2 separate regions of the Homo sapiens genome follow, and region 2 is linked to region 1. Evidence: chromatin contacts called from ENCODE Hi-C or POLR2A ChIA-PET data. All regions are on one chromosome and are shown on one strand. The core of a region is the stretch at or near the end of the contact, and the rest is flanking DNA. Distances in the headings are between cores, read along the strand shown. Region 1 holds the start of ANP32B (acidic nuclear phosphoprotein 32 family member B). Region 2 holds the start of FOXE1 (forkhead box E1).

What was found. Hi-C counts contacts between places; a loop is a spot of excess contacts on that map. ChIA-PET counts read pairs that join two places held with the same protein, here RNA polymerase II (POLR2A). Pooled maps may share reads with other maps.
Region 2: a loop to region 1 is called in a pooled map, with 5 times the contacts of the local background. The contact joins the promoter of FOXE1 here to the promoter of ANP32B in region 1. A Hi-C loop is called at or near these places in 5 of 50 pooled maps. POLR2A ChIA-PET finds 5 or more read pairs at or near these places in 3 of 52 experiments (activated CD4-positive, alpha-beta T cell, activated CD8-positive, alpha-beta memory T cell and activated T-cell).

Annotation. Positions count from the first base shown.
Region 1 is chr9:97,981,916-97,984,981 of GRCh38, reverse strand. ANP32B (acidic nuclear phosphoprotein 32 family member B) reads right to left here and starts at 1,641. Exons shown (of 7, transcript NM_006401.3): 1 at 1,373-1,641. The coding sequence starts at 1,426. The region is part of intron 2 of LOC124902226 (a long non-coding RNA gene); the gene reads left to right. RefSeq lists silencers at 312-541, 572-621, 632-831, 902-981, 1,172-1,261 and 2 more and an enhancer at 889-1,771.
Region 2 is chr9:97,851,885-97,854,926 of GRCh38, reverse strand. It overlaps FOXE1 (forkhead box E1), which reads right to left and starts at 1,701. Exons shown (of 1, transcript NM_004473.4): 1 at 1-1,701. The coding sequence starts at 1,012. PTCSC2 (papillary thyroid carcinoma susceptibility candidate 2) reads left to right here and starts at 1,847. Exons shown (of 11, transcript NR_147055.1): 1 at 1,847-2,011. RefSeq lists an enhancer at 2,733-3,042.

The DNA of each region.
Region 1 (3,066 bases), core at 392-2,891:
GCAAGAGGGCCGCCCTCAGGCCCCTACAGCCCGCAAGGCGCGCGGCCGACCGCACCAGGCCGCTCTCAAGCACGTGGGAGGCCAGAGGCCGCCCGGCCCACGAGCCGAGCCGAAGCCCGCCCAAAATCCCGCGCGCCCGGCGCGGGGCGGGGGCGGCCGCCTGCCGTTGCCCTTTTAAGAAGGGGGAGGGGGTCGGCAGCGCGCCCGCGACGGGATGAGTCGGCGGCGGCCGCGGCGCGCGGCTCCCGCCAGTGGGAGCCAAGCCCCGGCGGGGCGGGGGGAAACAGACCGAGGGCTCGGCGCGGGAAGAGGCGGCCGCCAGCCAGCGCCGAGGGCGGGCGGGCAAGGCCAAGCTCGTGGGCCGGCTCACCAGGCGCAGGGAGACGGGCACCCGCCAACATGGCGCTGCGGCGGCCTGTGGCGCGCCCCGGCTGGCGTGAAGAGCCGCCGCCCGCCCACACGGAGGGGCCAGCCTCCCGGGGCAAGGGCAGGGGCCCCGGGCGCCGCCGCCGCGGCACAGGGGGAAGGGCGAGGCCGTCGCCACAACGGTTGGCCTTGGTCGACCCGGGCTGCCCCTGGGAGGCAGGAGTGGGCAAGGCCGAGGGCGAAGAGGGAGCGAGAGAACGGGGGAGAAAGTTTTATTTTTGGGCTTGAAAAATGGCGGGAACCACGTCCTTTTTTCAAACTTGGCCTCGGGAGGGGCGGCGGTTGCGCCACCTCCGCCGCCCTGGCCCGCCCCTCCCCCGCTCCGCGCGCCGGGCCGCGCCCGCCCAGGCCTCCAGGCGCCCGAGGGGGCTTCTCGCTCCCTTCAAAAGAAAAAAGCCCCCTCCTCGCCCCACGACTGCTGACCTCGGCCGGGCCGGCGCCCACGGCGAGCTCCGGCCACAAGAGCCCCCGTCCCGCCCCACCCGCGCCCCTTCCCCGGCCGGCCCGGGGCGCGCGGAGCCCGGCCTGGCCCAGGCGGGGATGGCCGCGCAGCTCCTCGGCAGGCCGGGCCTCCGCCCGGCCGCGCATCCCGGGAGGCTGCAAACATGGCTCCCAGCGTTACACAACCCCCGCCTCCCTCTCTCGCCGCCGGCCACTTGCACACGCGCTCCCTCAGGGGAAAGACCCCGGCGGGCGAAGCGCTCAAAGTTTGCTTTCCCCCACACCGCTGCCTCCCCCCGGCCGCCCCAGGGGCCCGCGGGCGGCAAAGAGTTAATCCTCGCGCGCTCGCTCCCCCCTCCGCGCCCGCCCGCCTTCCCCGTCCGAGCCCACGAGCTGCGCTCTTCCCCGCGCCGGGGCCGGCGAACCCTCAGCCCGGGCCCCGCAGGTGGCCACCATTACATGCAAGTCATCGGGGGAGAGGGCACCCAGAGGGGTCTCTGCTTACAGCTGCCGGGGTCCGGTTCCTCAGCTCCAGGTGGATCCTCCTCTTCATGTCCATGTTCCCCTCTTCCCCCCTCTTCAAACTTAACTTTCCGCGGCGGGGGCGGAGGGGGGAGAGGCGTCCCGGCTTGCGCAGCGAGGGCCGTCGGAAGGGTTTGCTAGCGGCGGAGGCCGGCGGCGCGGTCCTGGGTGGCGGGCGGCGTGCGGGCAGGCGAGCGGAGCCCCCGGAGCCAAGTTACTCACGGGAGCGGAGAGAAACCATGGAGGGAAAAGGGGGCTGGAGCGCAGCGCTGGGCTCACTACCGCCGCCCCCGGCCGCGGCCTGCACTGCGCTTAAACCGGCGACGCGGCGCGGCAGCTGCTCGGCTCCACTCGGCCCCGCGCGGCGCTGCTCGGCTCGGCGGCCGCGGCTGCACCAAGGCGGGGCGGGGAGACTCGCGGCGGGCGGGGCGGAGGCTGGGGAAAGGCGCAGCCCGAATAGAGGAGCGACTTCCTCCCTCTCTCCGATTGCACGTGGGGCGGCTGATGTAAGACCTTTCTCGTGGGTGGGGGGGCTTCCCCGCCCCCCGGCCCCCGCCGCGCTGAGACTCCTTCTACCTCCGGCCCCACGTCGTCGCGCCCGGAGCTGGGCTTGCGGCCCGGGCTGGGAGGTTCGCGGGAAGGGTTGGTGGGAAGCTTTGCAGTCCGGCTGCGGGGGTCCCTAAAACCCAGTCCATCCGGGGAGGCTCACGGGGGCGGCCCGACGCCCGCGGAGGCGCGAGATGTGAAGAAGCCGGGGACAGGCTTTGACGTTCACCTTTTGCCTGCCACACAGTCTGGGGCCAACAGGCCGAACCCCGCTGCCTCCTTGGCAGACTGGCGTCCGTAGTGCCGCCGAGGATCCCCCCCGTCGGGACGGAATCGCGGCCGACCGGCCCTGGCAGGGCAGCTGGGGTCGCTTGCTAAGCCACAGAGCAGCCGAGCATCCCCACCCTGTTCAGGAGAGTCTCCCTCGGTTTTCTAACATTTTAATAGGAGCTAGAGAAGGAAACGATTAGCATTTCTAATAGGGCCTCAGGGTTTCCCCGCAGACTTTTTTTTTTAATCTCATTTATTCCTTAGGGCACCCCTGTGAAGTGTGTAAATTCTTGGTGGTCTAAGTTTCGCTGAAACCTGGCAGGCAGCCTTTGTCATGGTCTGGCCCAAAGGGTCCCAGGGGTTAGAGCACCAGATCGGGATGAGTGTTGTGCTTTGCAGAACACCGGGGAATGACGTTATATTCAGCGTACAATAAGTAAATACATAATGTGTCAAATCAAATACAATCTAAGAAGATCGTACTGACAAGAAGCACCAAAAACTAAGAACAATTTGTTAAAGAAAAACTTGAAATTCTATGTATTAACATGAAGTTTTATGGAAGTTAAGAAAGTGCCCCCTTTCCTATTTTACCTAAGTTTTAGTGGCAAACAACCCAAATTTAGTTGTAAACCAATTATATATCAGCTTTTAAAATACTGAGTGAGTTAACATTTGAAGATGAAAGTTTTAGAAGGAATATGGGAAAAGAAAAACTTTCTGGTAGTAGTTCCCTGACTCCGTTTGTAGTCTCAGCAGACGTCTTTATGACAAGGGAAAATGGAGACAGATGTTCTCAGGGTTACAAAAGGTCTGTAACTAAGGTTATGAGAACCACAGGGCTATGCAATGAGGGCTTTT
Region 2 (3,042 bases), core at 452-2,951, 130 kb after region 1:
CTCCCAGCGCTCCGAACTGGCCGGGCGACGTGCGCCCGTAGAAGTCCACCGTGGTCTCCACGCCGCCACTGCTGCCGCCCGCTGGGGGCGAAGCGGGTCCCGCCAGGCGGCCAGCAGCGGCAAAGATCGCACTGCCGGCGCCCTGCGGGTACGCGCCGTCGGGGCCCGCGTAGGCAGCCGCATAGGCGGAGGGGTTGGCCGGCCGGGCCCCGGTGCAGCCTGCGGGCTGGTAGCCGGTGGTGGTAGCGGGGGCGCCGGCGGAGGCAAAGGCGCAAGAGCCGCCGGGCCCCGACGGTGCGGGCCCCAGCTCTGGGCTGAGCGGCCGCTCAGGAACCAGGCCGAAGACGCGGCAAGGGCCGGGCGACGCCGCGGGGTAGTAGACTGGAGGCGGCGCGGCCAGCGACGGCGGCGCGTAGCCTGCATAGACGGCGCCCGGGTAGGGGGGGCGCGCGGCGGGCACCGCGCCTGGGAAGATGGCGGCGGCGGCGGCGGCGGCGGCGGCGGCGGCTGCGGCAGCCGCCGCGTCGTGCATGTAAGCCGGGTAGGTGGAGAGGTCCGAGCGCTTGAAGCGCTTGCGGCGGCGCAGGAAGCTGCCGCTCTCGAACATGTCCTCCGCGTTGGGGTCAAGCGCCCAGTAGTTGCCCTTACCCGGGCGGCCGGCCTCGCGCGGGATCTTGAGGAAGCAGTCGTTGAGTGTGAGGTTGTGGCGGATGCTGTTCTGCCACTTTTTGGGGTTGTCGCGGTAGAAGGGGAAGCGCTCGGTGATGAACTTGTAGATGCCGCCCAGCGTGAGGCGGCGCTCGGGCGCGTGCGCGATGGCCATGGCGATGAGCGCGATGTAGCTGTAGGGCGGCTTCCCGCGCTGCAGGGGGCGCTTGCGGCGCCGCCCGCCCGCCCCGCGGCCCGTGGCCTCCCCTGGGACCCCGGCCCCTGCTGCCGTCTCGCCGCGCTCTTCCTTCACGGTAGCCAGCACCTCCGGCTGCGGCGGCGGCGGCCCGCTCTCGGCAGTCATGGCGCGGGCGTCCCGCACCCCCGGGCTCTGGATCCCCGCGGCTGTCGGGGGGCGGGGGCGGGCCTGGCGTCCCCGGAACGGACGCTCGGCCCTTCTGCGGAGAGCTCAGGGGATCGTCGCGGGCTGGCCCCGAGAGCCCAGCGGCCCAGGCTGGCACGCGCTGGAGGCTCAGCGTCCGTGGTCTGGGGCTGGCGCGGTGCAGACAGAGGCTCGGGAGTGACCCGCTAGCCGACGGCTCAGCCCGCGTGGTGCTTCTCGAGGCGGGCAGCGGCGGTGGCCTCGTGACCGGGACTGGACTCTGGTCTCCGGCTGAAGGGTCCCTTGCGCGCTGGTGCCGGGCGGTCGAGGGGTCCGGAAGTGATCCCTGGGTTGGGGTGGCTGCAGCTGGTCTGTGGTGCCCGCTAGTTTAGGATTACTGCCTAGGTTGTGCGCGCAGAAGAGGCTTCGGGCTCGAAGGCCAGAGCGAGGGCAGTTAGTACTGGCGCTGGGCGATCTGGCGGGGGCCGCCCATGCCCTGCCCCCGAGGCCAAGGTGGCCGTAAGCGCCACGGGCAGAGAGGCGAGGCGGGGGCAGCGAGGTCGGGGCGCGGGCCCAGGCGGGGCGACCTGAGGCTGGTCCTCTCCACGGCGTGGGTCTCCAGCCCTGCGGACCGCTGGCGAGGCGCTCCCCTGCACACACCGGACCGGCTCCTCCCTCCGCCGGCTTCCCCTCCTTAAAGGGGCCACGAAGCGTGGGGCGGCACCGGTTCCCTGCCCGCCCCCCGACTGCCCGCCCCCCGGGGCCCGGGCGCACCTCCCCAGGTAGGAGCAGCTGTGGCGGCGCGGTAGGAGCCCCACAGCGTCAGGGCGGGGAGGGCGCTTGGAGATCCCCCGGGTCGGCCCCCTCCGCACCCCGATCGACTGAGGCCCGGAGAGTTCAGGAACCGGCTCGGGAGACCTCAGCGCCCGAACTCGGAGTTTTCGGACTTTTCAGGCCTCTGCCAAGGGCTTGGACTCGCAGGTGAAAGGACGGGCTCATCTCACTTTTTTGTCCTGAGAGGGTGAGAATTGGCCGAGAGGGCGCTTGGTTTTTGTGGGAATGGGGAGGGAGAAGTTCCAGGAGACTGGCTCCCCGGGCCTTTCAGGATGGTTTCCAAACCCCAATCGTGGCTGCCACAGCCACTCGGCACTCCAGTCCCCCCATCTTTCGAATGAGTATTCCTAGGCCCGAAAGGGAAGGTGACTTGCCATGGCCCCACTGCGGCTTCTCCGCTTAGCGGAGTCTCCAACCTGCGTCTCCTTTAGGACTGCGCTTCCCAACTGTGTGGTAGAGGTAGCCGCTTTCCCTTTTTGGGCCCCAGGTCCCTCGACTGTACCGGGGTCTGGATCTCTCAAGAGTCCTTGCGTGGTAGATATTTAGGGATAGGCCAATCACCACCCCCAATCATCCGTCTTTGAGAGGCCCAGGATCTGTCTCTATTTGATGGATAGTGGTGCACGGATTAAAGACGACGCAGGATAGGTAACCTCCTCCTCCAATCCCCCGGGACCAGGGTAGCTCTGAAGACCCCCAGAGGCAGCCAAGCAGCCCCTTCCCGCAGCGGGGAGTGAGGGCTGCGGGTAATGGGGGAGTGGGAAGAGAGCGGTGGCCGGGTGGGCGCGTCTCCGGGGGAAGGGGCGGGCAGTCGGGACACGTTTGCTTCATGGGTGTCCAATTTCTGAGTTCCTTTCCTGCTGTCCCTGAGCCGGAACTTGGTCCTAACCTGAGATCCTCGCGGCGCGGCCCCTCTGGCCCGGGTTCGTTCCCTGGCCATTCACTGGGAGATCCAGGGCCTGTCCTTGTCCCCTCGCAGGGCCTCAGTGTTCTACTCTGTTAAATAGCAGCTGGAGGGCGTGTGCTGATCTCCGAGGCCCCTGCTACGTATAGGATTCCGGGCCTTGGCGCGGGTTCCAGTGGCTCCAGCCCGGACGCAGCTTTCCGGGGTGGGGGGGGGGGGCGGGCCGGGGCTGTGGGTGCAGAGCCGCGCGGATGGTGGTGCCAGGTGAGTGTGG